4 separate regions of the Mus musculus genome follow, and all the other regions are linked to region 1. The links are chromatin loops, found by intact Hi-C in ENCODE. Cell type or tissue: heart. All regions are shown on one strand.

What was found. Peaks named below come from ENCODE experiments on the same cell type or tissue, not always from the same donor. Only the 100,000 strongest peaks of a DNase experiment are listed, where the experiment ranks them.
Region 2: it touches region 1 in a loop (2.7-fold over the local background); 2 of 42 quality-filtered maps call a loop at or near these places.
Region 3: a loop joins it to region 1, with 2.3 times the contacts of the local background. A loop is called at or near these places in 5 of 42 quality-filtered maps.
Region 4: it touches region 1 in a loop (7-fold over the local background); 12 of 42 quality-filtered maps call a loop at or near these places.

Annotation. Positions count from the first base shown.
Region 1 is chr13:45,567,218-45,575,217 of GRCm38, forward strand. Atxn1 (ataxin 1) reads right to left here. Exons shown (of 8, transcript NM_009124.6): 7 at 1-1,363. The coding sequence starts at 1,200. Among named protein-coding and RNA genes, the nearest start is that of Gm34582, 46 kb to the left of the region's middle. In heart, no CTCF peak of the experiment used is centred here; a DNase peak (open chromatin) is centred at 4,694; H3K4me3 peaks cover 497 bases.
Region 2 is chr13:45,803,279-45,811,278 of GRCm38, forward strand. The region is part of intron 3 of Atxn1 (ataxin 1); the gene reads right to left. Among named protein-coding and RNA genes, the nearest start is that of Atxn1, 160 kb to the right of the region's middle. In heart, a CTCF peak has its summit at 4,697 (motif pointing left); a DNase peak (open chromatin) is centred at 6,823; H3K4me3 peaks cover 982 bases; H3K27ac peaks cover 1,204 bases.
Region 3 is chr13:45,690,513-45,698,512 of GRCm38, forward strand. It overlaps Atxn1 (ataxin 1), which reads right to left. Exons shown (of 8, transcript NM_009124.6): 6 at 7,309-7,433. Among named protein-coding and RNA genes, the nearest start is that of Gm34582, 170 kb to the left of the region's middle. In heart, CTCF peaks have their summits at 3,683 (motif pointing left) and 5,694 (motif pointing right); DNase peaks (open chromatin) are centred at 2,159 and 3,199; H3K27ac peaks cover 2,185 bases.
Region 4 is chr13:45,634,174-45,642,173 of GRCm38, forward strand. The region is part of intron 6 of Atxn1 (ataxin 1); the gene reads right to left. Among named protein-coding and RNA genes, the nearest start is that of Gm34582, 110 kb to the left of the region's middle. In heart, a CTCF peak has its summit at 3,283 (motif pointing left); a DNase peak (open chromatin) is centred at 3,388; H3K27ac peaks cover 1,184 bases.

The sequences.
Region 1 (8,000 bases):
CCTGTGGCCCGGCTTCCCTAGGTGCAGGCCGCTCTTGTCATTGAGGGTGGATGGGGAGGCCTCTCGATGCGTGGTCTGCTGGGCCTCCAGGTCGGCTGAGGGTGTGCTGCTATTAGGCAGAACCATCACAGATCCACGGACCCCGGAGGTATCACGACTGCTGTAGTCTGCTGGGCTTGGGTGGACCACCACATGCCTGGACTCATAGGGATGAGGCACTGACTTACTGCTTGCCTTGCCTAGGCTCAGCTCCACAGAAGATGATGCCCCATACCTCCGGCTTTTCTCCATCTCCCCATTCAGGACTTCCTTGGCTTGCATAGCCTGCTGCAACCTGCTGCTCTCGGCTTTTTTGGTGGACTCTCGAGGAACAAAGTGGCCTCCGGCATCACTATATTGCACAACCACCTGGGATGAAGGCCCCAGGGTGAGTGTGTGCGGGATCATCGTCTGATGGGGATGGAGGTGGACCGGGATGGGTGGGGGAGATGTCGCCCGCCCGGAGCTCTGTGGAGAGCTGGAAATATGGATGTACTGGTTCTGCTGGGTGGGTGGAGGAGGGGACCCCGGGTTGACTAATCCTGCAGCCCTGCTGAGGTGCTGCTGCGGAGGGGGCTCAACCTTATGTCCTGGTGCCTGGCTCAGACTGCCCATGTTGGCCAGCAGGGTGGAATAAGCCTCCAGCTGGGAGCGCTGTGATGGAGTGGTGGCCCCTGCAGCTGAGGCTACTGCACTGGTGACCGGGTTGCCTGATGGGGAGATCAGCTGGGAAGGGATAAAGCCCGCGTAAGGCCCACTGTATTGGGAGGACCCAATGAACTGGAAGGTATGCGAAAGGTGGGCGTACTGCACAGGAGACACCGGGGTCCCTGACTGAGGAGGAGGGTACACGGTGGGCAGCGTGTTGGCTGTGGGGACTGACCTGGGGGCACTGGGTGGGGAGTAATCCAGCCCTGCGGACAGTGCTTTATGTAAACCCATTCCTTGTAAACCATGCTCCCCGGAAGTCCCTGCTGACCCGTGCCGCCCACCCCCATGGCCGCGGATGCCAGGGGTGCTGGGGAGCCAGGCCACACCCTCCACGCAGTGGTTGTCGCTGGGCAGAGCAGTGGCCTTCTCCTCCGAGGGCCGGCTGGTGGCGGGGATCTCACGTTTCTTGGGAGGCAGGCATTCGTTGCTCCGCTCTTGGTTGGATTTCATTTTTCGCCGTCCCCCCTCCACGGTGGCTGTTTCACTGGCTGGCCGGCTCTGGTTTTAGTCTGATAAACAGAGAGTCACATTGGATTTCTGTAGGGGATCCAGGCCCTTCATGGGGAATCATCTCCCCGTGGGTTCTTTAGGCTGGCAGTGGCAGCTCCGGATTCTGAGGAGGAGGAGGAGGAGGAGGAGGAGGAGGAGGAGGAGGAGATGAGGAAAGGAAAGAGAGAAGACAGGGGGGAAAAAATCAAAACGTCAGCTCTAGGGAGAGAAACCCCACCAAGCCAAACCAACCAATCAACCCACCAACCACCAAAAACACTATTACCAACAAGACTAAGAGGAGAGGGACCCTCTCAGTTGGAATTCCAAAAGCAGATTATGGCCTAAGTGTTAAAATAGATAAAATGTTACCTGGTCTAAAGAGCCAGTAATAGTGACTAAGTTTCTTAAACATTTGCTTACTTATGATTTATTTATTTGCGCAGGTGCTTGTGAGAGTTTATGCACACCACCTATGTGCCAGTGCCTACAGAGACCACAAGAGGGCATTGGGTCTCCTGACACTGGAGTTATTGGCAGCTGTGAATCACAGTGTGAGTGCTAGGACCGGAACTTAGATCCTCTAGAAGAGCAGTAAGCGGCTGTCTTGACCACCGGCCACGTCTCCTGCACAGATGCACTTTCTTAACAAAATAGAGCAGGCAACTGAGCAACTCAAACATTTCTCTGCCTCTTCTCTCTCCTCTACCCCTTTCTTCTCTTCCTGGAGGGTGGATGGTCACTTTTTTTTTTTTTTTTTTTTAACAGCATCTCTTGTTGCTCAGGCTGGCCTCAAATTGGCCATGCAATGAAGGCTGGCTTGAATTCATGATCCTCCTGCATCAGCCTCCCAAAAGTTAGGATCACAGCCCCCCCCCCCAATTTTTTGGTAGATGATGCATTTCTGTAAATTGTTTACACAGAAAGGTTGGTACCATTCCCCGTCATTTGAGTAAGTTTATCTCAGTCCAATAAGATCCCAATTGTTTTGTGAAGGAGCAAGTTTTGAATAGAGATGCCCAGTGAGTCTTTGGGCAGCTTTGATGCCAGACCCAAACTCACTTGGCTTCAGGGCTACACTCAATCTACAGCAGTGTCCCCTATTCTAACAGTGCCTCCCACAATACACCCATGTACCCCAACTCAGCAGCAGTATCCCAAAATAATTCTTCTCACTATAAGTCTCAAGGGAATTTCATGTACAGTCACTTATAAGGAAACAGTAAGACGACTTTGAGATAGTTACAAAAACTATTCTAGTTTTTTTTTTATTAAACCAAACATAATATGTAAGATAAACCCTGTTATAGTGGCTCATGTAATTCCAGCACTTTGAAAACTGGGGCAGGAAAATGACCACAACTTTAGGCTTCCTTGTGCTACAGTATAAAATGCGGTCTCATAAAAATGCTGCATAAATAAGTACATGAATATGAAAGTAAAGTTGAACCTAGGCTTTGAAAGTTTCCTTAATAAAAGTTAGGCACGTGCTTCACCCACGTGCCTTCTCTTCCAAGTTTGTCTCTGAATATTTTCTCTCCACATCTCCTCCTCTTCTCCCCAGCAGGGACCTGCTCACTATGAGCAGGGGATGAAATATTTGCCAGACAAATTGCAGCCACGTGTCCAAACCTAGCGATGCCAGGAACTCTTACGGGAACAATCCCTGCCTCCATCTCAGAGAGACACTGAATTCTGAGTCACCACCCTTGTGTGAGCAATGTCTACCTGGCACAGGGTAGACTGCCAAGAAGACCAGTGTGAAGCACGGTAGCAGCAGGAGATAGGAGCACTGCCCACACGGTGAAGCTGCAGAGGGAAACAACATCAAAGGCTCTGATCTGGGGAGCTGCTTTTCTGGGGTTGGAACTTGAATGAATACATTTCCTCCTCAGATTGTTTTTCCTATGATCTGACTTTAGAACAGACCCTCAAACTGGGTGTGGTCACGAGTGTCTGTAATCTCAGCCCATGGGAGGCTGAGGCAGGAAAGTTGAGACTTTGTAGACCAGCTGCTTGGGCTACAAAGAAAGACCCTGTCTAAAGGGGCAGAAAAAGTAAGCAAGCAAACAGGCAAACAAACAAAGAAACACACAAACAAACAAAAAAAAAACAAATCAAAATGAAAACTCTAAGCCCTTACCAAGCAGAACCAAACGCATACTGTAAGCTCCCAGTCTTTAACAATTCAAGCAATGTCCATGTAGAACCAACAGCAAGATCCACAGTGCAGCATAATCCTGTGCTCAGCTCCTCATCCCTGTATCACACAACTCCAAATGGCTCTCATCCAGTTTAGTGTGTGTGTGTGTGTGTGTGTGTGTGTGTGTGTGCGACTAGCATGTCACAGTGTGCATGCAGATGTCGAAGGACAACTTTAGGGGTTGGTTCTCACCTTGCACCTAACTTGAGATGGGGGCAGAGGGTGACTCATCACTATTTTGTAAACCAGGCCAGCTGGCCTGCAGGCTTCTATAGGTTTTGGAGGTACAGACTCACGCCCTCACGATTGTGTGATAAGTAGTTTACTCTTCAGACCCCACTTTCCACTTCCCACCTGGGGCAAGGTGAGGATGGTTTAATCCCTCTCATTTGTTTTGTTTCAACATCACCAGAACAAAGCGACAAATGCCCCAAGAAGCTGCCCCCCCCCTCCTGAGTTTGAACAGGCAGATAGAACCTAAGAATGCAAATGTGTATAGGATAGTGGAGGTTTTTGGACACTCAAGTGTCTGAACATGAGAGTTATGTCAATAAGAAAAGCCCTCTCCCCCCAATACTGACAGGGCAGCCAGTAAACACGGGAAACAGAAGTCAAAAGACGTAAGTTATTCATACTGACAAAATTAAAAATAGCATGTACCTGAAGATGTAGAAAAACTGAAAGTGGGTAAGGAATTATGTTGTAAGTAACTTTATTCGGTAGGAATCTCTCCTATTAGGAGGACGAAGCATCATCGATACCCGGTGTTTTAAAATCCATTGTAAGGACGGACCAAAGCCAAACCCCCAAAGTATCAAAAGCATTGTTAATTTTTGCTGTCTTAAAAAAAAAAAAAAAAAAAAAACAAAACCATTAGTGCCAACCTTTTATCTCTAGACTCTGAGAATCACTCTTAAGAAAGAGGATGGCTAAGCTCTAACTTTAAAATGACTTAGTTATTTTATTTTATCTGTATGAGTGTTTTTCCTGCACGCAGGTGTACTACATGTGTGCCTGTTGCCCACAGAAGTCGTAAGAGGAAATCAGATTCCCTAGGAAGTGGAGTTGTTGGGACTTGACCCTGCGTCTTCTGCAAAGAGCAACTAGAACTCTTAACCAGTGAGCTATCTTTCCAGCCCAGAGTCCCCTCTCTCATACCAGCTGACAAGGGAACATAACCATTTAATCATTGCTGAGGTCTGCTCAGAGAACCAACCGTTCCATGCTCCCCCTGCTGGCAGCACAGGTGCACTGCCCCATAAAACGCCGCAGGATTTCATTAGGGATGTTCATGCAAGAGTGATATGTCAGAATAGGAAATGAGAGCATTTGCATATAGTAGTAGCCCCAGCCAGCGAGGGAATAGGTTAATTAGCTCAAGGCAGCTTGAGGGAAGAAAACGCAGGGGGCATGAAAGTCCTTTCAAAGCCAAGTAAAATGTCAAACACATTCAGGATGAGTCTTTAGCAACAGGCAAACAGAAAACTGCCTGAGCACGTGACTGCTGTATGCAAAACCAGCAAGCTCCTGTGAAGGCTGAGATGGCTCTCAGAGGCACAAGGATTTATTTATGCTACTTATCTGATAGAGGCTGGCTGGCTCTTCAGTCCTGAACGCTAACCGGGCTGAGCTTCTGCTAATGAACTAGCAGGAGATATCAACTGTATGTATTTATTTTTAGGACCGAAGATCAGACCCAGCACCTTGTCGATGCCTGACAAGTACTCTCCCACTTAGCACTATCTCTCTTCATCATATATCACCGCTGACAAATTCAAACTCATTCTGCTCACCTTAGCTGGAGATTCGCTTTGCTGAAACAAGGATGGAGCAATTAATAAAGATGCTGGAGTGTCCCAGGCTGAAGTGAGGCAAATCTCAGGCCATCATCCTAATTGCTTACATTTTAAAATTTTATAATTAGGACATTTATTATTATTATTACTATTATTATTATTGACATGTGCTATCAGCATGGAGCTGGTTCTCTCTGTCCATCACGGGGCTCTTGGAGAATCTGACTCAGGTTGTCTGGCTTGGTGGCAATGCCTTTACCCACTGAGCCATCTCTCTGAGCCTAGAGTAATAGTTTTTAACAGAAGAGGAATCTTGCTATGTTGTCTGGACTCAAGAGATCTTGGCCCTGGCTCCCCTGTTGCTACCTCTCTAGGTATTATCCTAAATGTGGGAGTGTTTGCCATGAAAGATGGCCAATTGGAGGGAGTGAGGTCTTTCTCCGTTCTACTAGCTCTCTGAAATGCCTGCATCTTCCACAAAGTGGTAGTGGATCCTGCTGGATTTTCACTCATCCACTAGGGGGCGCCATGCCCCATTACTGAGCAGTGGTGCGCTCCGGAGTTTTCATTACACATTATTATATATATATATTTCATTATTTTATTCTATTTTTGCACTCTGCCTTTCCTTCCCTCCTAAATGGTCTTCTTCTTTTCACAAAATACTAATAGTTTATTCTTTCAAGACTCTCTTTCTCTCATTATCTCAAAATCTATACCAGAAACATGATTTAAATTTGTAGGTCTGTCCAACTGGTTTGACATTGTGACATATCATCGCTACCTAGAAAGTTCACACTAAAGAACTGCTCAATGAGATTTTTCCCCCACAACGTTTGCTCCTCAAAATAAATCTGATGATGTTTTAGGTAAGTTTATAATTTTGTATCGGCCACCTTGACGGGGGTCATGTGTGGTCTGCAGGCTGGGCATGCCTTTAGCTATTGTGCCATTCTGTACAGGATGCATGATGCTTTTGCTCAAGTTTGGTTCCATTCCCCCCACCCCTGTCTTGGCCGAGAAGAGGCAAGACCTTTCTGTGCTACATTTCTGTCTTCTGTGAGGATGGATGGCTACTGGTTTTAAGGTCTGTAAATAGCAACTGGCTGCTTAGAATAGAAGACGCTTCTAGAATTTGACATATGGCCTTAAAAAACACACACACATTTCAAGGGTGAGGGTTAAGGGGAGATGCCGTTTCTACACACACAATCCTGACATTCTCAGTGAGTGAGTTGGACGCACCCCCCACCCCCCCCAGCTTCCACAAATAAGAGGAAGAAATGTAGATGGCTCATCAGGGTTAGAGCAGGTTCAGCGCCATAAACCTGCAAATTTCAAACACAGAACGTCCCACAAATTGCCCAAGTCTGTGAGTAGCCACAGGACACAAGTAAGAAATTCCACACCTGCCCTCCCATGGTGGACTGGAGTCACATGATAGGCTCCCTAAAAATATTACATAAAATGAAGATGATTGTCTCCTTCGTTAAGGCGCAAATACACGTTTGGGTGCCGTTCTCAGGTGCACAAATATTTAAAACTGAGGAAGTAGTGCATGAGGAACACGTCTTGTCCTAAACGCTTTGGATAAGGGATGCTAAACCACGCCAGGAGATAGGACCCTTGGCGTACTGACAGAGGTCACGCGGACACGGTGAGACTTCTTAGGTCCTCGCCTTGAGCCTTCCCATTTGATTTTATCACCAGAAGAATTTCTGGGTGCTACGGACAGAGGTCCTTCAGTTTGGCTAACTTTGAAAAACAAGCCCAAACCCAACATCCTGGGAGTATCCAGGAATGAGGCAACGGTCCTAACTAGACATCCTCAGGCTTGACTGGCCTGGCTTGCCTTAAAGGAAGTGGATCTGTGTTCCCGTACCAACCATGTTCTTCATAATCTGCCTCTTCAGCGGGCCTTCGCTGCTCAGCGTCAGCACAGGGCCCGGGACGGGTTGTCTCAGCACTATTTTTTGGTTCTGCTCTGTTCAACATTTTATTAGTGTTTTGGTTATCATCTGTAGAGGTAGCAGAAGGCTGGAGGGAATATTTAGTGTGTTGTGATTAATATGCAAATATATCCCCAGAGGCTGGACGTGATGGCATAGAACCAAGAAAACTAAGATTAATGAGAATAAAAATAAATGCCCGACCTGGGTTTTAATAGCTCAATTAGCTTAGTTGGAAGAGCTCTGGCTGAAGAATGGTTTAAAGGAAGACATCTAGGATTTGTTTGGCTTTTTCGTTTTTTGAGACAGGACCTCTCAGGTAGCCTAGGTTGGCTCACAGATGTGCCATGTAGCTAAGGACGGCCTTGAACTTCTGGTTCTCCTGCCTCTTCCCTCTGAGATCGGGATTACAGGTGTGTGCCCCACCCCAAGTCTGGGACTCACTAATCCAGTGGTCATGTATGGCACACTCTATGCTGGAAGCATTGTTGTTATAACAGTGTGCTGACAAAGAGTGGCTCCCCACCCACTGTGTGCTGAAAGGAAAAGCAATGACTAGAAGTAAGTGGGCCGAGACTGTTCAAATAAACCTTGTACTATAGAAAAACTGATCAAGGACTTTATTTTTTGCTGCACTAAGTGTCATGTGCTGCTGGGGTGACAAAAGAAACCAGGTTGTCCTTTCTAGGCAAGTGACATGGTGTCCCCGACCCAGCTCCCAATGGGCTCAGTGTGACTCGGGCTATAGTAACTCCTGCCCTGGTGGGGCACTAAGAATTGTGAGCACCCATGCGTCCTCTAGGCAAGCTTTCT
Region 2 (8,000 bases), 240 kb after region 1:
GCCAGGACAGCAAAGAGACGCCGCTAGGTTCTGAGCTGTGCTAGATGTAGAATTGAGCAGCCAAGAGCCGAGTATGGAATGGCTGAACTTGGTAAAACATGCCATGGAGCTCGCTCAGCACAGGTTGTAGGGACTGGTAATCACTGTGGCATAGCTACAAGACGACCTTCCGATGACTCAGGCTACCTGGACCTCCATAGTTAGATGCTGTCACTTCCTTTTGTCTTGTTCTCCTTCCTCTCCTCTCCCTTAGCTTCTCCTCCTTTTCTCCGACCTCCCTTGATCTCTCTCTCTCTCTCTCTCTCTCTCTCTCTCTCTCTCTCTCAGTATCTCCTCTCCGGTTTCTCAGAACGAAACACTCGGATATTCAAAATAAATACATGCATTCCTTTAGCAGAGATAACTGCTCACTGCCTTGCTTCTCGGGTTCATTAGTCATTAAATGAGACATTGATGCCCGAGGAGAAGGTTAGCATTGAGCTGGGCTCAGTTATATAAATAGAAGTCCATGGTCCAGAGTACTTCTCTAGCGTGCAAGACAGCCCGAGTTCCATCCCCAGGATCATAGATATAAACTCTGCAAGGGGGCACACAGCAAGAATCCCAGCACCGGGCAAGCTCAAGGTTACCTTTTGGCTATGTAGCCTGGCCTAGGGATCCTGCCTCAAAATAAAATAAGAAAACAGAATAAAACCATGCATGGTGGTGTCTCTGCTCTCAACTGGCTACTCAGAGCAGATCTGAAAACAAAGCCTATGGTTACCTGAAAGGCCAGCAAAATGGAGCCCTGTGATAGTATCTGCTCACAAACCAGGTGGGAGGACCTCTACTTGCCATTTAGCTGCAAGGTTGTCCAGCAGAGAAACTGGCCTCTACTCTGGAGCCACACCTCCTTCTCTCTCTCCATTGCTGTGGAGACGAGGAAGAGGAGGTGTTGGTGTGTCGGCACAGCCATGGCAGAGCCATGCACAGGGACAGCTGCAGCGGAGGGGATCAGGCAAGGCCAAAGGTTCCTACGTGTCCACTCACCTAACAAGACTGTCCCCATTCTACCCAATCTCAAAGCCAAGGATACGTAACGCATTAGCACCCCACACTTCTCTAGCTTTCAACGGCCAGTCATCATTGTCTATAAGGTGCTAAGCTGTCAGTCTCACCAATCACTCAGCAGGAGGCTGCACAGAGAGGATGGATCAAGGCAGACATGAAAGGCCTCACGGTTAGTTGATATAGAAAGAAATATGTTTTGACATCGAGGAGACCCAGCACTCTGAAGGCTTCTATGTGAAGCTCCCCATGGCCATTTCTTATGTTAGAAACGAACCGTGGGTCTAAAGGGCTAGCTCAGTTGGTAGCCTGTTTGCTAGGCTACCAACAACAAGAACACCACTTTGATCTCCAGCACGAACATAAGAAACTGGACATGCTGACACATATGCTGGGGTAGCAGAGAAAGTCCTGAGCTTCAGCCGGGCCCAGGGACCAATGAGAGACTCCATCTCAAAACACAAGTCATACAGACTCTGAGGACCAACACCTGAGGTGCATCTTTGGCCTACACACACACACACACACACACACACACACACACACACACACACACCCCACACAAACACACAAGCTTAATTGGTAAAGGACAGCTGATGTCTTTTAATAATAAACAAAACAGCTGTCACACTGAAAGATGGTATTATTTCTAAGTATTAGCATGTCCAGATATGGACTCTTCTCTTTCTCAGTGACATTTCACAGGGGGGCACACTTTGGGGAAATCACTAAAATGACAGTGTTCATTGCTAAATGTCACTGGAGTAGTAAATAAATCTATTCACTTTTAGGAAACTTTAGCAGAGCAGGATAATAACATGTCTGTAATCCCCTCCTCCTGAGGCAGGGGGATCACTAAGAGTTTAAAGGGCACTAGAAGATGTGTATTAAGACCCTGTCTCAAAAGCAAAACAACTTTCAAGATGAATATCACGCCATACCTGGACATCTTGAATGTAATGGTATGATTTTTTTTTCCTTATGAAACTGTAGTAAATGAATCATGGTTATTTTCTACCAATAACCGAGGTCAATAGGACTGGAAAGGTAGCCCAGTTTGTAAAATACTTGCCTTGCAAGCATGAGGTTCTGAGTTCCATCTCCAGAGCCCAAGCTTAAAACATGCCTTTAGAGCCAGCTGGGATGGTGCTCTTATTAACCCTAACACTGGGGCACCTTGAAGGTTAACCAGCATAGACTGGTGGCAGGTTTCCAAGCCACATAGAGACATTGCCTCAAAAAGTAAAGTGGAGGGTGTCCTGAGGGATGCTTCTTGAAGTTGAACTTTGGCCTCCACACATATGCACACACACACACACACACACACAGAGGCATGTGCACAAATACTAACGACATACTTGAACCTCCTTTCATAGCCCTGAACGACACATGCCGTGTGCTATCGGCAACACATCTTAGGAAGCCAGCTGACCCTTCCTATCTGGTCTCCATTCTGCCTGGGTCAATGGCAGCCACAAAGAATGCAGTGCCATTTTCATATCTAAGCAAAACCACACAAAAAAACAAAAGGCATCTTACAGTAATCCCCCAACGTCAAAGGAAGTGATTCTAGAGTATCCACACCGCTGATTACATTAACACAGATAATTAAAAGTTGCCCGTCTAATAATATTAGGCAGCAGACACAACTTTTAGAAAATGTCTCCCTGGTATTAGCTATGCAAAAAAAAAAAAAAAAAAAAAAAAATCCCCGGGTGAATGTTCCTCACTAATCAAATCCATCTCCTCTTAAGAGTGGGTATAATAAATGGGTAGCCTAGAAGGAAGGCTTTGAACAGAATGTCTCACTATTGTCTGATTATTCTAAATTTAAAACTCCCAACAAAGGCAGGGATTATTCTCCTGGAGGTTCAAGATTCATGAGAGTTTGCTAATGAAGTTCCTTTAGGAGAGCAAATCAAAAAATTGCTATCTGCAAGCCGCCAGTGTTTTATGCTTGGGTGGTGTTTTTTAAAATCAAAGTCACTATTCATTCAACAACAAATGTTTGTCTGGAGTAAATGAATGAGAGTAATGGCCTCGAAGCACTTCACAAGCTTAATCACCTCTAAGCTACGACTCAAGAAACAGCTTCTATCCAGCCTGAATGCACATGCCAATCAGAGTGACATGGCAGCCGTCCTGCGGAGGGCTGAAGTGAGTGAGGCCCGGAGACCACAGCATACCTTTTGCTGCTTATAAAATGACTCATCTTGGGGATGGATCTATCGGCCCCTGTATTTGCCTTTCTGTGATGTCTCCATACAATCTGGAAAGCTGAAAATTTCAGGGCAGACGAGATAAGATTCAGAACATCAGACAAAGTGAGGGGAGTTGCTGAGATCACAAAAGGGGTAAAATCCTTCCACCTTGATACTAAACGGAATGTTAATATATCACCCCTAGGGGGAACAGAGAGCAAAAGACTCACGCCGAATCTTTCTGATACCACAGTAAGAGAGACATGTGCCTTTAGGACACAGGACAGGGGGTAGGGCAAGACTCCCTGAGGCTTCTGGCTTATTCCTATTCTTCCAATAACATTGATGAAAACCATCCTTTTACCCTCATTCCGACCTTAGACCAGGACGCAACCAGAGAACTGGCCAGTTACTTAACGCCCACCTGTTTGCAACTCACAGGCAATGCTAGTTAAAAAAAAAAAAAAAAAAAAAAAAGCTTTTTGATTTGTTTTTGTTTGTTTGTTTGTTTGTTTTATTTTGTTTGCAAGTGGAATCTACTCGCCGAGTAGCAGGTCCTCATGCATTTCAGGGATCTCGGACATCTTACAGCTTTCCCCAATCCATGCCAAGGGAATTAAGGCCCTGTTACCCCCACAGAGAAATGCCTTCCGTGTGCTCAGCGTAAGGCAAAGTGCAACGCACCTCCCACAGGTCTATTTTGGCCCCAGTGGATGGATGGGCACCCTCTATTTTATGCAGACTAAAGGGGAAAGTGAAGTTTACCTTGGAGAACGTCTCCCTTTCCCCAACGGGGCCCCCTAAAGCCCCTGAGGTCTCCCTTTCCTAATTCCTCTCCACCGCGAGGGTCCTCCCAAGCCATTAACAGTCTTGAATCACCCTATTGTCTTCTTAGGAATACACTTCACTCATTGTTTGCCTCCTTAAAAAGAAAAAAAAAAAAGCTACTTTTAAACCCTTTAATTTTTAAAGCAACGCATCAAAAGCTTTCCTTTCCTTTCTGGCATCAGGCAGCAGTGGATGTTCTGAATGGGTAAACAGTTCCTACTTTCAAAAGGCCTGTTTCAGTGCGTGTTAAAGCCTGCCTTCTGGACGGAGATGCTTTGAAATCACCAACCAGGTTCATGTTCCAGACAGCGCCTGAGCGTGCGTTACTCACTTACAAATTAGAAGAGGCGAGGATGTGGTGCGGTGTCGTCAGTGTACCCGTTAGGAGATAATGATACATCCTGGCCGGCCACATCATCTTAAGGACCACTCTCGGGACGCGGAAGAGCCCGAGTGCAGGGAATCACAGCAGCCGAGGGAATAGACTGACCACTTCTGCTAAGGCTCTGCACCCCCCTCCCACCCCCAGAATCAAATCTAGTTCAAGAGGGACAACCCTATTATAGCAGTTCTGGAATGCCTGCGAGCTGGGGTCCACCCCGTAGCCATGCGCCCCCTACAGGCAGCTCTGAGTATTGTTCTCCTGCTAAATCCTACCTAAAACCCTAATTCTGTCTTTCTCCTCTCTCTTCTCCTTGCAATCCATTGCCTAAGGATAGATAGTTCAACAGTACAGATATAGTGCCATCCATTCATCCCAGAACACAGTTTGAGCCAGCTACAAATTTTCAAGTCAGAACTGCTAACGATTCCCTAGGTAGAGTATACAAAGCCTTAATTAACACTGACTGCCCGAGAGTGGTAGAAAACATAATCCCTTGATCATGGATGGCATCCCTGCCCCCTGCCTGCCAGGTAAGTAAGGGAAGACAGGTGTTGAAGCAAGCAGGTAACCAAGGAGGGAGAGAAACACACAGCTCCCTCAGTCCCCACCATAAGAAGGGTAGTTTGCAAAAACCTACAGCTGACCCAGGCTTCATTCAAAGGTCCAATTTTCAAAACCAAGTATAAATGAGCCAGGAATGGTGGCTCACATCAGTGATCCAGACACTCTGCAAGCCCAAGTAGGAAGAAGATCAATTTGAGTTTCGGGTCAGCCTGGACTGCATAGTGAGATTCAAGTCAGCCTGGGCTAGAGTGAGACCCTACCTCAAAAAAAGGCTTCACCCCTCTAAAACATCAAATATATGTGCTATGGCTAAAGTTTAGATAGGTGGGGGGCATGGAGGATTGGGGGTGGGAATTAAAGGTATAGGTGAGGATATGAGCAACCAGTCAGGAGGTAGAACGAGTTAGAGTAACCAGAGTATTAAGTAGAATAAAGAGGTAGCTTGGTGGGGAAAGGGGATGTGGGGACCTAGAGGCGAGATTCAGTGAAGGCAGGCCTGGAAAGATGGCTCAGCAGGCAACGGTGGTTACCATTCACCCCAATGAACACCTTGATCACTTGGAACCCACATAGTAGGAGAGAACCAGTTTCCACAAGTTCTTCCCCTCTCCCCATGCCCCATCGCACATGCTTGCCTGCTTCCACACAAGATAAATACATCCTAAGTCTTTAGAAAAGGATTTATAAGGACCTTGCCCCCCCCAGAGAGTATCTCTGGATCACAGCAGGAGGTGGCATGGAGGACAGAGAACCCAGTTCTACAAACCCCCTACCTCTCTCAAGATTTTCCAGGTTGGCACCAAGAGGACAGTCCCACCTGGAAGAGCGGAGGTACGGTGGGATGGATGGCACATGAAACTTGATCTCTTAGGCTAGAAACTTGTAAAGGGGGGGTTCTCATAAGGTCCCCTGCCCAGGTCTGAGCATGGGGAGGTGGCAATGGGGACCTGATACAAGCTATTCCCTAGACCCCCTTCAAAGGCTAGGGGGGGCCACTCAATGCATATGAAAGACCCAGGGTTGAATCCTGCACCAAAGATCAAATATCAAAGCAATGCCAGCAAAGTCTAACAGCAGTCAGAGGAGCCTCGCCATTTTGCATCCAGCATCTCAAACACCTATCACTGTGCCCTCCTACCCCAGCAACCGTGTTCACCTGCCAGAAGCCAACTCTTGAAGTACAGTAATGTACCAGTCGGGAACAAGGAGACCTTCAAACAAGAGTACTCTTGTTTGTACAAACCATGGCCTTCATCTGTAATGACTTTTCCCCTCATCTGTCACATCCAGCTACTAAACAGTAGCTCACCTGGCTAGTCCCAGGCATGCAGCTCACACTGCCTATTTCTGGATCATGTGCACTGGCCGGAGGCTCCCAGCCTCCTGGTGTGTAGATAACAGCCCTTCAACGGACGGACGATGGCAATATTATTGACATCTACATCTGTCACCTACCCCAGTCCTTCTTAGTTCAAATTCTGCTTTCTATTTTGGTTCGCTGAGACAGAGTCTCCTATAATCTAGACTGGTCTCAGTCTTGCTATATATCTGAAGAAGAACTCCACGTCCGATCCTCCTCCTTCCACTTCCTACGGGCAGGGATTGCAGTGCCTCACTCCTCCTGGCTAGGGAGCGTCTGCCCCACGAGGGCTGCTCTGCACAACCCTGGCAGCCCTGTCTCTGCTCCAGACCCATCCTGACTTTCTAAACAGCGGCACCCCTCCCCCACTTACACAAACACGCAACGGACACCACGTTCTCTACAGCATCTCTTCTTCTAAGTCACTTTTATTAACAACAACTGCCCCTCGACCAGTGAGAAGAGAAAACACCAGACACTGAATATGCCTTGACTGGGTTCGTTAAGCCTATGACCCTCCCACTGCCTGCCCGCACTTGACCTCCGTCTTGTTTTGTCATTTGACTGCATTGTGTTCGGACCTGAAGAGAGTTGTTTTGTTCACTCTTACTCAAAGACATGTGATGCTATTGTTCTTTGTCTCCTTTAAAAAAAAAAAAATCTGCTGGCATTCTTGCCATCCCCAGTAAGACAAGGGCCTTCGAGGTTTGCTGAGGCTTCTGGGCTGAAGCAATTATCTGCTGAACAACCAGAACCCAGCTGTAAAGGCCAAGAGGAAAAGTGCAAAGGGTGGCTCAGGCCACGCTTTGAATCGTAAACATTATTGCGGGCAGAGTGGGTTGCTGCTGGCTGGTATGTTTTCCCGCACCTAATTGGGCCGGGTGGCACGGCACTCCTGGGGACCATTACAGAGATACAAGTGTGGCTTCCGTGCATAAAAGTTGTGTGTCTGGCAATCTGGGCACAGGCTTACTTTCTACAGACTGCTTTCTATGCTAAATGTTCTGCAGGAGTTCATGATTCCAGAGGATTGCATCAATGGTTCAGGGGATCTGAAAGCCTCTCTGGTTGTGTTTTATGAACGCCTAGCTCTGAGCTTCGAGTGCAGCTTCTATGAATACTTCAGAACCCCAGGAATATGACTAGGGCCCAGACCTCTTAACCTGAAGCTATTTTGTTACATAGCCCAGAGAAATAATCACACAGAAGACAAGACCAGAAACACGATACTTGATTCTCTATCTCAGGAAGGAGAATAACAGAGTAATCGCAGTGTGGAAGAGTGTAGGCTGGAGGGGCAGGGGTCTAGAGCGAGGCGCAGACTGGGAAGCAAGAGGAAGTCTGGGTCACCAGCATTTAAGTGGCTCAAGTTTCAGAATCAAGCCTGTGTACTGGGACTACCAGGTACGATGAAGGAAGTCTCTTTAGATGGTAGGGCCGTGTGTCAAAGGAATCCATTAACAGCTACGCAGGCAACAAGCAGAGAAGCCTGGGTCCAGAAGAAATTGAGAATCAGAAGGCTCTCCCTTGTGTGGCGATCTCACCCGTCACCCACGGGAAATCACCCACAACAGAGAAGAGCAGAGATGGTCCAGTGCTCCAGCTTCCTCTTGGG
Region 3 (8,000 bases), 120 kb after region 1:
GGTCTACCTAAGTCACTAAGTGACATCCTGCTCCTGGAGGCTGGCCCAGATGAAGGAAATGTAAAATCCTCTCTGTGCCAGGTGACTGCCAGCTCCATTCCTGACCCCCCTCAAGGCTTCCCATGTCCATTTCCACTCCTTTGGTTGTCTTTAGGGAAGCACCTGCCAACAGGTTGCTATGACAACTGGCAACACAGCTGAGGCACAGAAATAGATCACCAGGAGAGCTAGGAACAGGAAAGGCAAACCCCAATGATAGCACTGAGATCCCCAAGGCTGCTCTGACCCCCCAAAAGGAGCATGAAAGGGGGACAGGGGACTCCCTTCAGGCCCAGGATAGTGACTCTATTCCAAATCATGTGTGCTAGTAGCAGATAAGCAATAACCCACTGACATTAATAGATTTTGTTTATTAGTGTTCTGAGAGTCCAGGGAGGAAATTTATTCAGAAGTACAAGTGTGACAGACAGCCAGAGGCAGGTAGAAACACTGAGGTGGTTAAAGAGAAAAATCTGCTTGCACAAGAAATGGTGGCCTTAAACAAACAAACAAACAAACAACCTAAAGATTTATTTAGTTTTATACATAAAGTACACTATAGCTGTCTTCAGACACACCAGAAGAGGGCATCAGATCTCATTACAGGTGGTTGTGAGCCACCATATGGTTGCTGGGATTTGAACTCAGTACCTTTGGAAGAGCAGACAGTGCTCTTGCCTACTGAGCCATCTCGTCATCCCCCAGCCCCTATTCTTACTGTCCCATTCCTTGGAAAAGAAAGAAAAGGCAAAGTAGACTAGAAATCTAGGGCTGTCATAATGGAGAAGGGAGCTTTGTGGCCAGTGCTTTGCTCTATGGAGTGAGTTTGACAGTGCTTACAAAGCCCCAGGAATGAAGAATGTATAGCATATAAAAAAAAATCACTCCTGTGCAAGCAACAAAGGTTCCAGAAGGGGGAAAAATATCAGAAATGAACAGAAACCAAAAATGATCTTAGCAAGAGGGTTTAAGATCAATAAAAAGGATGTGTCCCAGTGTTGGTGAAGACGACAGACATCCTGACTGAAGTAGTGGCATACCCTAGCTCTGGGACTCGTGCTGTGGGTCTGTTGGCCAATTCTGCCAGCATCACCAGCAAATACATTCAACTGCCAGGCACTCAAGAACAGAAGGGAGACAGTCTCAGGAACTTGTGTATATATGCTCGAGAAAGAAGTAGAATTTACAGGAAAACGTTGGTTAAGGGCCTAACGGGTATGCTCCAAAGATTTTGCCTCAGTTACCAAGGCAAATTCTCAAAAGCTGAACATGTTGGCACTTGCCCGGACTTCCGGAACTTGGCATGGAGATATGGGAGAATTAGGAGTTCAAGATCACCGTTAGCTGTATAACAGCTTGAGGCCAACCTGAGCTATGGGAGACCCAGTATCAACAGACAAGCAAACAACAACAGCAACAGCAACAACAGTAACAAAACCTCAAACGACTGTGAACGAAGATCATTACTTGTACGGCATCCTGTTTCTATTTCAATTTTGGCGAGGTCAATTGTTTCAGGAACATAAGCACAAGTAGATAAAAAAGACCTTGCAAAGAAAGACCAACTTGCTTCAAAATAGGCTTCAAAGAATGCAGTTTGCTGCCTCATCTAAAGGGGTTCTGTGCTTCTGCAAACCGCTCTCAGCGAATCATGTAATATATTCACCCAGATGAAAGAAGATAAATCAGATCTTTCTATCTAAGAGTCTTCTTAGCAATAATCTACTATACAGCAAAGCATTAGATCCCTGGTCCCACAAACTTCTAGTGACAAAAGTCTGGCTCTGAGATCTCAGGTAGCCTGACTCAAAAGCAGCTAATACAAGTTTTATCTTTCAGTGTTTCACACTTCTTGGGGCACACACAAGTATGGATTGACCTTATTCCCTTGCTAGGAAGTTTAAGGCAGAGGCTCCCAGAAATACGGCTCTGAGTAATTCTGCCCAGCACCCCTCTTGGCACACCTGAGTGCCTTGGCATCTCCAACTCCAGTGGAGCGCTTCTGAGATAAGCTCCCGAGCACAGTGAACAGAGATGGCTCAGTCCTGCACGCTGGACTGAGAACTTCTCCTGATTCATAACCTTCTTTTAACAAATAGTATTCTAAAGGTCAGTTAGAAATCGTCACGGTCGGTTAGGCGGCTCCACCCCTTCCTATCCCCACTCCCCCCTGCCCCCAACACAGATATGGCAGGAGTTCACAGACTCTTCTTTGCACAGCTCTTTCCTTCTGTGAGACTGCTGGGGGGTGGAGGGAGCTGAGGAGAGCGTCTGTGCCTGCAATGGCTGGACCTGGCCAAGCAACTCAGAGAGCAACAGTTAAGACTCCTCTCAGAGAGAATGGCCTATACTCGGGTCTCCAAGAGGTTCCTTCTCCGGGTAACATACAAGGGAAGCGGCCCGAAATGAATGAAGCTACCATAAGTGAGATTTGAAGGAGGTGAGGGGAGAGATTCAAATGAGCAAGACAGGAAATCCTTGTAGAATCCTGCATGGAAAAGGACAGAGCCTCCTCACCTGTGGTCCACAGGCCAACCTGCAATTTCAAACAAGGACTAAACATGTGGAGGGAACCCCCTGTACACACACACACACACACACACACACACACACACACACAGATGATAATAAAATGTCCTCTCTCAGACCCTCTTACCTATTTCAGAATGTTTGTATGATCTAGAAATTGGTATCGCAGATGCAAACCTAAAAACTCCGACCTGACAGACACATCAGGAAACCACTTGAGTGTTCTTAGAAGAATGTGCACGTGCGGTTTTCTTACTCCTAGACCAGAATTCACACCCCTTGTCTCTGTGCTGTTTGAACAGGCAGAGTGCTGTTTGGTTTTGCCTGCTTCTTCCTAGGTGCACTCTAAATGGTATTCTAAGCAGTTATTCTGATAAAGGGCTGGAAAAACACCCAAGCTTTAGGACACCTTCATTCCTGTCATCCTCAGAAGCAGGGAAGTATGATGTGGCCTTCCAAAACTGGCTTCTGGTAGCTTTCTCTCCTCCCAAACACCACAGAGCAGAAGCTGGGCCTCATCTGAAGTAACCCATCAATTCTTTCCTCTAAGTGGTATGCCTGAGGGGGAACGCTCCCCGTGACCTTGTGCTTAGCTAACTTCCCGTGTCATGCAGCACTTCCGGCCCAGCTCCGTGCCAGGAATAAAAGGGAACGCAGATGTCAATGAAATGACGGGGCTATACGAGATAAAAAGATCGCCATCTGTAGACAGTCATGTGTAGGCTGCTCATAGACAAGAAACCACAAACCACTCAGTTGGAAAAGAGGAGGAACGGCGTGGGGTGGAATTTTGCTTTTTAAGTACCCCAAAATCCCCCAGGCTCACTAATAGTTACACTATAATATGATGGCCTTAAATGCTTTCCCTACCCACAGCAATATCACACATATCACAGACATTTAGCATCTACTCCTACACTGCAGTGAGATCAGTGGATAAGACTGTGACTCTCCAACACTTACACAAAAAGTCAAACATGGCCATGAGACACATGTGACCTTAAAACGGTGGCAGGGCACGGAGACAGGAGGACCGCTTGGGCTTGCTAAGCTGTCAGCACCCACATTGTCTAGCTTCTATTAGCCTGTAATTCCTGCTGCGGGGAACCTGATACCCCCTTCTGGCCGCTGAGAGTACTCTCACTCATGTATGCACACATATGTACAATTAAAAATAAGGACATCTTAAAGGTTGTTAGATTTACTCACGTTTGCGTGTCGACAAATATATCTGGGCATACACACACCATGTCAACGTATAGGGAGATCAGAGGACAATTTGAAGGAGTTGGGTCTCTCCTTCGATCACGTGGGGGCTGAGGGCCTGAATATATATCGTTAGAATTGTTGTGAGCCCCTTTAGCTGCTAAGCCAGTGGCTCTCAACTTTACTAAGGTGGTTCCTCAGGTTGTGGTGACCTCCAGTCATAACATTATTTTCACTGATACTTCACAACTGTAATTTTGCTACTGTCATGAATCATAATGTAAATATCTGTGCTTTCTGATGGTCTTAGGCGACTCCCGTGAAAGGGTTGGTTGACCCCCCCCCAAGGGGGCCAGGACCCACAGGTTGAGAAGTGCTGTGCTAAGCCATCTTTACATCAGAAGGCTACACTCAGCGCATTAAGCCAAAAGCACCGGAAACCTAGGTTGTAGCAAACCATTGGTTTTTAAAGGAGTTAATGAGGAAAAAGGAGGAGCTGATCTGCTCCACGGCAGAGCAATGTCTCCGTGACACTCGACACAAAAGCTACAACTGCAGAGGTCATTCACTTCCATTTCTCTTGTTGTCCATCTTGAAATGTGTCACCGTGTGTGTGTGTGTGTGTGTGTGTGTGTGTGTGTGTGTGTGTGCTGAGACCCAGGTCACATGGCCACTTGCCACATCGACTACAAAATTCAGGTCTCCTGACTCCTCCTCCTTCAGCTTTCAGTGCCTTCCCCTTCCTGTGCAAGGCTTGAAGCCTCTCAGCTCTCTGAGAGCCAGGTGGAGACACACACACCTCTGTGGGTAAAGGCCAACTGTTAGGAAGAGTGTGACAGAAGGGAGCGGCTGCTAATGAGACAGGCCTGAGTAATCAGGCTGAGGCGTTGTCGGCAGGAGCTGATGAGGCTGGACCGCTTGGCCGAAGATGCTGTGATCACTGCTCACACCTGACAACACCCACACTCATACCCGTCTGCGTGCAAATACACATTCCTTGGCGATCCCTGTTTGTCACACCCTTCTGAGGCACCGGCCTCAAGGCTCTCAGGGCATGAGGACCAAGCTGAAAATAGAAACGGAGGGTTAGAAGGGTGGGGCAAGGTTCAAGCAATTCAAGCAGTGAAAAGAAAGTCCTCGAAGCATGCCTGAGGAGGTCACTGGAGTTTCACATTTTCTTCTTCTCTGCTCACTCTGTTTACAGAGAGATTCTTCAAGTGCCTTAGAGTTGACCGTGTGGTATCTCCAATTTTACTCTTCAGGACCTTAGAGAACTTTTATATCTGAGGTCTGATATAAGCCCTTAATTGCAACAGTGTAAAAGGCAAACCCACCATAACAGTCACAAAGCTGGCCTGGACCAAAGTAACTCCTCTCATTTAAACGGAAGTTAGGTCTGAGAGTGACTTTCTGTAAGACTCATGCTTCCCAGGAAAACAGCAACTTAGAAAACATCATGATGCCAGCAAGTGACCTGCCCAGCAGTGTTTGCGGTGAAACATCCTAAAACTTAAACCCAACAGGGCCCCAGAGTTGTCCGTGAGCGTGACGAAAACTTTTATGAGAAAATAACGTATACAATTCTCCCCCCATGCTGCAGCCCTAAACCAACATGTCCGTTGCTTATTGATTAGGAGGCGTACAGCAACCCACAGATTTATAAAATAACACTTTCTTTGGTGGTGATGGGGGTGGTGAACTGCCTGGGGTCATCGATATATTTGACCTTAACAGTATGACTAAGAATAAAGGACATGGCCATGGGTTCCAGGGCAAGTCACAAACTTATAGAATCCACGGGAGCACACCCACCAGTGAAAACATGCTAAAACAGCAGCGCCTTCCATCAGCTACAATGAGGGGCAGCAAAGTATTGCATTTAAATTCAAGTGTGTTCCATAGCTGCAGTTGCTCATGGAGGCCAGTAGAGGGCACTGAATCTCCTTGGGCTGTAGTCACATAGAGTAGTGTGTTACTCTGATGTGGGTGCTGGGAACTGAACTCTGGGCCTCTGGAAGAGTAGCATGTGCCCTCAACCTCTGAGCCGTCTCTCCGGTTCCAGGAAGTTTTAAACTGAACGAGTTAATTTTGGCAACACTATTAAACCACTACGAAATAGGGATAAATATTTTAATATATATCACAAGATGGTTTTGAGAATTCTTTTGACATTAATACCCTTTTTCTCTCGGATATTTGATGTATCTATCTCAATTTTATGAAATCTTTTAGGCAATCATAAAGAGTAAGTGATAAAAGACTGAAAAGTAACTGTGATTGAGTCACCAAGAAATTCAGTGGGTAAGGAAGGGCACAGGCTACCAAGCCTGACCACTTAAACTTCAGTGAATAAGAACCTAATAACAAGCTATTCTCTGACCCCGACATTCAACCTCTCCCCCAACACAGACAGGCAGTAAGTATGATTTTTAAAAAAGACCTAGAAAGTTCAACATTTATAATATATATGTTATAAAATGTCCAGTTACATGTATACCACACACCCAGATTCTAATTGAAGTTGGCTCTTTATGTTCTGAAAGGCGAAGATATTATTACTTTTTTCCCCCAGCAGTATCAACTGGCTATCCAGGACTTTCCTGTGGTTATATTCTTTCCTGGTCAACACTCTCCTAGATTTTGTGGTGTGTGTATGGGGTGTGTGTGGTGTGTGTGTGTGTGTGTGTGTGTGTGTGTGTGTGTGTGTGTGTGACAGTCACATTCAAACAGCAGATCTAGGCAAACCCATTTCAAATTTCACAGCAAATAAGCTCCTCGAAGCTCAGAGTGGGCCACTTTATCAACTACCAGACCCTGAAACTTGTCAAGTGTCTTCAGCTGACATGAAGCACGGTTTACTAATCCCAACATCGCAGACAATCACCCTGATAAAAGCCAGTAAATTAGCCAATTCTAAAACAGAGAAAAACCCTAAATAACCATTCTTCCATACAGGCCTGACATTTTAAAGGTTAAAAACAAGCAAACAAACAAAACCCAAAACCAAAACAACAGAAACAAAAACCAAATTAATCAACCAAGCAACAACAACAAAAACCCGAAACCAAATCAACAACAGCAACAGTAGCAAAAGAAAAAAAAAATAAGAAACCAACAACAAACATTCTGGTTAAGTGAAAGAAACCCAAGACATATAATAATATTAGTTACGCATGGAAATCCAGGCCTTTAATCCTCATCTCATTCATCATGCTAGAGGAATGTGGCCAATATTGCCCTATACATTTGATACCACCGACTATGCCAATTGCAAGAGCATAGAACCCTGTAATTCACTTTTGGTGTACAAGCAGACCATCAGCTCTGCTCCACAGCAGCTAGGGGAAAGGCAAGTGTGTAGTTAATAAAAACAAAACAAAACGAAACGAAACAAAACAAAACAAACGAGTGATCATCCAGGGCTCACACTGATAGCCCCTCACATTGGGCAACACCCAGGGCTCACACTAGCAGCCCCTCCCACTGGGCTCACCCATCTTTACAAGGCAAGTCCACAGACAGTTGTTCACTTACAGCATTCACTATGCTCTGCTCCCAGGAAGCCTCCCTGAGACTTCACCATGGAAACTTCCCTCAGCAGCTGGGATGCCCAGGTTCTGGTGGTGTCTTTCTTTCTTTCGCAGAGAGGTTAGAAATACCTGGCATGAGAACAACCCAGAAAAAAAGGATATGGTAAATGCATCCATCCAATCACATCATTCAACAATCCGGACATCTGGTCAACCAATGTCATATTTCGGCAAAGACCATTTACCAGGACCTGTTTCAGTTAGTTAGTTAGTTAGTTAATTTGTGTGCTATATTTTTGTTTGTTTGTTTAATTGACTATCTGACATAACCAACCTTTTTTTTCTTCCTACATTTTTTCCCTCTCCCATGAAGTTGAAGCCAATTCTAGGAAACTTCAAACCTAATCCCAGGTGATATACAAACTTGCTCAAAAGAAGCCACTCACTATTTGTTAGAGTCTGGTGTTCACCTGTAATCCTAGTATTAGGGATGTAGAAGCAGGAGAGCTAAGTCAGACCCTGTCTCAAAAAATACCAAAACCAGCAAGGAGAGGGAGGAGGGGAGTCAGAGAGAGAGGAGAGAAAAATGTTAGAGGTATAGTTCAGATGTATAGCACTTTCGGAGCACCTGAGTTCCTGGGCCTAATCCCCAGCACTGGAAAAACAAACAAGATCCCCAAATAAGTCTCTTGACTT
Region 4 (8,000 bases), 67 kb after region 1:
CAGAAGTTACTGCTTTGGGGATGATGGGACAAACTATATCTTTTATTGGCCAGTTTGGATTCTAAACAGCAGGGCCAAGGGGATCAAGGTGAGTGTTATATGCAGGGTGTTGGGGGCAGGGAAGGGAGGGCAAATAAAACATCCTGACCTTGGTGTTCCTCAGCCCACAAAGGAAGCTGATTATTCTTGGCTCTCACATGACCTTTTCAAAACAGAACCTGGAACTTTCCTTGGAGAGCCACCATGGTTCTTTTAAGCAAGACGATTAGAGAGACAGAATAAAGAAACAAACATAGAACCAGACCAAGTGAACTTTGTTCTGGGCATGCCTGGTTTTTCCCATGTCACACTCAAAGGTGCTTTGCCCTCAGGGAAGGGTCAGCCTATCCTTCTTGTCCCAAAGTCACATCCATCATGCAGTCCAGATCCCTAAGTAGACACAGAAAGCTCTGAATGAGGAGACCTTATGACACATTGAGTTGTCGGGGGACATTTTAACCTTCTTGGGGGACTATCTAGCCCACTTCTGCTGCACTTTCAAGGATAAGACTCATTGGTACCGGGCAGAGCCCAGTCTCCCTTCATGCCAACAAAGGCTTGCTCTATTCAAGTTGGGTCCCAGCCCAGCTGTCAGGTGGGCAAGCAGTTTTCCATATAGGTTCCTTCCTTCCTTCTTAGCTCACCTCTCTCCTGTAGGAGTCTAGTTACAGCCAGGCATTATGGCTTGAGAGTTGTCTCCCTGCTTCCTGTTCCACTCTGATGCCAGGTGTCTTAGCTCTACAGCGCCACTACCTAGAGCACCCAGCCACCATGCTTCTCTGACTGCAATGGACAGAACTCCCTTTGGCTGTGAGTCAGAATAAAGCCCCCTCCCTTCCCTTAAGTTGCTTCTTGTCAGGTACTTGGTCATGGTGATGAGAAAAGTAATGAATATAGGACAAAACCTTTAATTTTCCAGTCTACTTGCTTCAGTTCCACTCAGTAACTTCCTTGAAGTTCACTATGTACCGGGTGATAGAGGTGGTCTAGGTTACAATGTTATAATGCAAAACTTGATGAAAGCCATGATCTATGTCACAATGTTACAACGCAAAACTTCCATGCTGGTAATTCAGGAAGCTTCCATCTCAGAAACAAAGACTCTTTTTGTTACTCAATCTGTACTCCTTGAGCTAGCTGGTCCTTGAATTTACAGAGTCTCCTGTCTCTGCCCTTCATTCCTCCATGGGACTGCTGGGATTATAGATGCTTACACAGACTACTGTATTAGGCCTTTACATGGGTCTTGGGGATCCAAATTCAGGCTGTCAGGCTTGTAAGACAAATGTCTTATCCACTGAGCCATTTCCTCGGTCCTGGACTTCTTTTCTTCTTGTAGAAAGCCCACAGTATACTTGATGCTTGGTCTTGGCTGATACTCAGGACTGCTATGTGTAAAGTACAGCAAATGTCCATTATAGAGCTCATGAAACCATGATGTGAAAAAGGACGTGAGAGATAAGAAAGGTTGAAAGAGCTAAGTGGAAGAAGCGCAATCTTCTGACAGGGGAAGTATCTTCTCTGTCCTACGCTGCTTCGGGAGGTGACACCTACCAACCTAGGTCATAAGGACCTAGGAGGTCTGTCACATTTTGGGATCTGATAATTTTTACTACTCAGGGATGGAAGGGGTTAATTCTCTTACTGTAGTTAGCAACAGAGAAAAAGACAGGCCAATCAACAAAACTCATGGTGTCGCAGGGTAGAAACAGGAGCTGACAGGACCTTTCTGAAGGGGATCAGAGGACTTACAGAAATAAGTGACTTAGAGTCTCTTTCCAGTTAACTAGACTTTGAGCAATGGCTTCCCTAAAGCCTGCGTTCACAACCAATCACTTGACCTCTGGATCCAATTCATTATTAAAAATGGTAAGACTCCATCTTAAAAACCCTTTTCTGCAATAGAGGAAGATCCCAGAAAAGGGATTCAACTGTGAGGGAGAGACGCTGAGTTTATGATGTGTATTTTTTCACCTACTTTCATAATCGTCCCGTCCCATGGTTTTAATGAAGAGGAAATAAAAGACAATATGGCTAGATAATTAGTCTTGATTCTCACAGCTGGTGGGCAGCAGAAGTAGAGCATGAATCCAGAACGGTCAAATTCTAACATGCACTCTACCCCAATGGACGCTTACAGTGGTATACAAGTAGGTGCTTAATAACAAAAAACCTGGTAGCCAGGGATAGGGAGATGGCTCGGTGGGTAAGGCCTTGGCTGTTTAAGCATGCAGACCTGAGGTCAAAGGCCAAACACCCACAAGGAAAAGCCAGTGCAGGCCTGTAACTCCAGTACTGGAGGCACAGGGTAGGAAGCTCCTGGCAGCTCCTGGCAGCTCATTGGCAGCTCACTGGCAGCTCACTGGCAGCTCACTGGCAGCCAGATGAGCTGAAAGGCTGAGTTCCAGACTCAGTCAGAGACACTATCTCAACAATAGCGGTGGAGAAAGAGATGGAAGGAGGCATCTGATAGCAACCTGTGGCTACAGCAGATACATATTGTGAGGTTTAACCGACCAGATGAGCTCACGGTGAGCTTCATTCTTAACCTAGGTTGGTTAAATACCCCTTAGTCATTTATTATAATGGAAACAGTCATTGTCATCAAGAGGACTGATACTGGCTGCTTGGGAACACATGACTGTCACTTGCTTTGACATTTTCCAGGAGGAATGCAGTTCTGCTCTTGTATTTAACATTTGCATGATGAGACTCGCTGTTTATAGAATGGTGCTTGCATTTTCCCCTCCTGTGAAAAAAAGCTCTCTCTCTCTCTCTCTCTCTCTCTCTCTCTCTCTCTCTCTCTCTCCTTCTCTCTCTCTCTCTCTCTCTCTCTCTCCCTCTCTCTCTCTCTCTCTCTCTCTCTCTCTCTCTCTCTCTCTCTCTCCCTCCCTCCCTCTCTCTCTCTCTCTCTCTCTCTCTCTCTCTCTCTCTCTCTCTCTCTCTCTCTCTCTCAGCATGGCCATTGTTTTCATGGGCATCTGGTTTTTCAGTCTTGATAGGAATTTGGCTTGTGCTTTCTAATTCATCTATGAGTTTTTATATAACATCATGCAATTTAAAAAGCTGGGGTATCTGGTTTTATGATGCTATTAAGAAAAATGTAAAGGCTCTCAGATGCACAGAGACCCAGGCTCCTTTTTGCTCCACTTCACAATTTTTTTTTTTTTTTTAAAGCAAGTATAAAGTTTTGCAGAAGTTTTGTGAGATTCTTCTCCCCCTGCTGGCCACTCACGGAAGCTGCCTGAGCTGACCAGATGCTGGATGTAAAAAGTCAAAGCCAGGGATGGTTTTATGCTGTTGGCACACTCTTAGCATTTAAAAAATTAACGCTCGACGTTGTTTGGCTTCCAAACATTGGGACTGAATCACTAAAAGCACATGAAGAACTTGACACGGATCATGGAGGTGGCTGGCGTCAGAGGAACTAGCCTTTGCCCTAGTCTCTCCCTTTCTGTCACGCTGGGCAAGTTGCAACCGTGACTGGCCCAGTACTGCCCTTATGGTTACCTCCAAGTCTGAAATACTATGACATTGCCATGAACCTAATTGACATCTCTTCCCTGAAGGGATGTATAATCCACTTGATGATAAGAGATGAACTCTGTAAGCCAATTAGAGAGTCCATGTGTTGAAAGCCGTCATGGAAAAGGAACCTGAAGTGACCTGTGGAGAAGGGAACGTTCTTCTATGTTGCCAGCACTGGGAGTTCTGAATAATAGTTACCTCATCAGCTACCATGGACTTCCTCTCACTGTTCAATATTTTGAAAAATACATTTTATCCAGTGAACCATATAAACTTAAGTGAGGATCGTCTCTGATGGACTCCTTTTGTTTGTTTGTTTGTTTTTGTTTTGTTTTGTCTGTGCTTTCTTGGCTGTCCTTGAACTCACTCTGAAGACCAGGCTGGCCTTGAACTCATAGAGCTCTAGCTGCCTCTGCCGCCTGAGTGCTGGGATTAAAGGTGTGCACCACAACTGTCCAGCTTTGTTTCAGAATCCAAAGATGTAAAACAGTATAAATAAATAATCCCTTCAGTGAAGTCGTCGTTCTCATCTTCTTCCTCTTCTTCCTCCTCTTCCTTCTCCTCCTCTTTTTCCTCCTCCTCCTTCTTCTTCTTCCTCTTCCTCCTCCTCCTCCTCTTCTTCTTCTCTAAACTTTCAATGTTCAAATACTGAACCTTCAGTAGACTGCAAATCTATTAGGGTCCTAGATAGCCAGGCTTCGAACAAAGCCTCTTATCTATGCAACAGTGTGTCTTTCAAATGAGTAGGCCACTCCTAAAGATGGGAAGTATTCAAAAAGAAGAAGCAAAAGGGATGGTTTATAAGATTAGCTACTGATCTACACTCTTGAAGAAAATGGCAAGATGATCTTACATTATCAACAATAGTAAACAACTCATTTCCATGTATTACTGACTACAGGGATTGGCTGTCATGGTTCTTATTAGCACATGTTACTTAAATATTAATAGTAAAGTAAATTCAGTGGTTTTTAATACGTTAGTAAGTGCTGCATGCAACAGTTGGGAACTCAGGAGCCTTATTCATAGGGCAGACTCAGTGAAAGCCTTCTGGGATGTGGCGGCTGCTCCAGCCTAGCAAGACGTCAACACACAACTGTCACCACTATTTTCTAGAATCTTCTACATGTCCTCTTGAAGGTAGAAAACAATATTGTGGGATAAAGTAGGATTTAAGATATTTGACAATGGAGCAAGGGCAGGAGAGAATGAGAAGAGATTCTAAGGCCATTGATGGTGCCCAAGGCTAATCCAATCCTGCCAATAACTAACTGCGGAAGAGAAGAAGACTGGTACAATACACATGCTGCTGGCTTTGTGTGTATGGAGGGGGACCAAGTTTCCAGTCATTCAAAGCCCTGCTGAGATGTAGTTAAGGCCTTTGTAAGCCAGCAAATCACTTGAGGTAACACTGTCATTTCCCCCCATTGTGTTGAAGCTGTCTTTACACAGGCCCTTTAGTCGATGGTCAGTTCTTGAGGTTAACTTGAAAACCTTAGATTATTTCTTCATCTCTAGATATCTTACATGGCAGGCCCCTGAGGCATATTAGTTAGATACAAGATTGAATGTGTGAAACAAGGTTTGGTTGTATTGAGGTGATAAAATGTATAGCATCTTGTAGGGCAATCCTGAGATTAATAAGATTAATCTGTAATGAGATTGCTATAAATGCTGATCCTAGGGCTAGGAAGATGCATCTGTGGGTAAAGTTCTTGCTGTGTAAGGATGAAGACCAGAGTTCAGATCCTCAAAATCCATGGAGAATCCACAAGGCACAGCAGCCTGTCTGTAGTTCTAAGAACCCTGGAGTTGGAGACAGAATACCTTGGAAACAAGCTGGGTAGCCAGCCTAGCCAACCAGTGATCTCTGCTCTGAGTGCGACCATGCTTCAGTAAGAAAGGCAGAGAGAGTGATCAAGAAAGATACCTGATGTCAATCTTGAGTCTTCCCATACATACAGACACACAGACAGACAGACACACACATGCTCATGAGTCTACACACATGTAGACATGTATGCACATATACATAGAGCTAAGATCTTTTAAGAACGTTGATTCCCTGAACTGTACTTGATAGACTCTGACTCCCCATATTCTAGTAGTACTTAATAGCAGAGACTCTGGCAGGAGCAGCTAGCACTTCTGACAAGGTGCTGTGATCAATAGATTATTGATTTGGATCCCCTTTGTAGAAATCCTGATCCACAGGTCAGACAGACATGCTTGATGCATCCCCAAATTCAAAAGTAGGAAATTGAACTAGCAATGAGTACAGTCTCAACATTGAGTCTATCAAGATTAATGAATCCACGGCTTTAGGCTACTTGGGGATAACTGTTGGATACCTTCGCTGTCTTATCTCATAAGCCCACGCAGCTAGGAGGCACGCACCCCACTCCCACCTCAGAATTATCCTAAAACAAAACATAAAAAAATCCAACTAACTAACTAACTAACTAACTAACTTCCAGTGTCCATACATGTCTGTCTATGGCAACATTCTCCATCTTTGAGAAACTTTACTCTCAGACTCCTTCACCTCCAAGAACAACAGAAGTAAATAGGCCTAAATGATGCCAGCTTCAGCACCTTTCAAGGCATTACTTAAATCTCACTTACACCCTAGGAAATCCAATGGGTGTGTAAAACCTAAATGCAGCCCAGTCCCATCAAAACAAAAGCCCTCGGCATCTAAAGCCTTAAACCTTCCATCTGTCTCCCTACCCCCACACATATACAGAGTAGTAATTCCCCAAAGCTCCCAAGAGGCACAAGCTTGGCAATGGAACACAGCATCCCTGGAGTGACAGTCCAGTGAGACTTTGTGCCTCAGCATTCTTGGGGCCCGGCTTCTCTGCTGGGAGCTAAAGGCGTCATGAAAGTGCATGGTGGCTGAACGCAGAGGGGAACACACTCCCTGGGGAGCTGGTGACACTTTGGATACCTGCTGTCACCAGGTGTTGAGAGTCATGAAGCCAGACATTCTGGCTGCAAGGTGCTGCCCTAGGGACAGTCAGGAGGGAAGTCCTGTGGCTCTCAGCATCGGGGTGACAAGGTTGCTGTCTATTTACAGTAAGAGCAGACGAGCCAAGCCGTCGCAGGCATGAGGAACAGGGCAGGCAAGCAGCGTCTGATGAACGTTCTGTGGAAATGTGGCAATCACTCTGCTGCATGTTTTCTCCTTCACTCTCACGCCACCCCGCAAGCAGAAATGATTACTTCATTTAGGAGCAAACCGAAGCTGGGGAACAAAAATCTTCCTCAAAATGCTAAGCAGATACATTAAAGATGCAGGGCCTTAAACCTGGGCCTGTCTGGTTTTTAACACGTTCTTAGCCCAGTGCCTTCCATAAGGCAAAATTATTTTTAGGCCTGAAGATGTGATTGGCCCACTTTGAAGACAAGGTTTCAGATCCAATATTTCCGTTCAAGGTGCGGGCTATACCATTCAATGTAGTTTGAGCCTCTGGCACTGTGAGTCACGTCTGTACTAAGAAAAGAATCATTTACTAAGGCCTATCTGGTATCCACATCAGTGATGTTACATTCAATGGATGCTTAATAAATGGGCTAACGAATAGGAGTCAGTTGGTTTGAGGGCATAAACGCATGAATGAATGAAGCTAAGGCTGAAAGGGGCATCAGGGACTCAGTCAGCAATGTTGGCTTAGTCCATCACTATATTCCCATACCTGAGAAAGTTAACTTCAACACAAGCAAATGTTTTAGTTATCATTGTTCTGAAAGCCCTGGTTAAGCATCAAGTGACCTTAATAACCTAGGCTCTGGTGACGGTGGCATGTGGTGGTGGCATGTAATAGAACAAACCACTTACCTCACAAACCAGCAAGCAGAGATGAAAAAGAGAGCAAGTTCCCCCATACCCTAGTATCAAGGGCATACCCATACTGCTCCCAGAACCTCCTCTGTGTAGCACTACCCTCTGGGCCAAAGAGCAGCCATCTTTATTATTATTATTTCAGCCATCCTACTTGCCAAAGATCTTCTCAGCGGGGCTTGTTGACTGCTGACATTCTCTCAAAGAAGGAGAAATGAGGGGGGTCATGGGACCTTCCTCTCAACCAGCTGTAACTGACCTAATTACATTTGGCCTCGGGGTCTTGGTGAGAGACTAGAGGGACTAGATTACATAGGCTGGGGAAGACTTGGGGAGGGGGGCCCCACCTATGCAGCTATGGGGAGGCCTTCATCCATATTGGGAAAAGACTTTCCAGTGCAGCTGAAGGGGGTCACCCACCTTCCCTTCCCTGCTCTGTAAGAAAGTCCAATAAATGTATTGGTTCCCCAGGGAGAGCTTTGGTGGGACCAAACTTTGCTCTATCGCTAGGACTCTAAAGAGGAAGGGGCAGATACTCCCTAGCCTCTCCTAGGGAGAAAATTCTCTAAACAGGTCCTATCACTTTCTA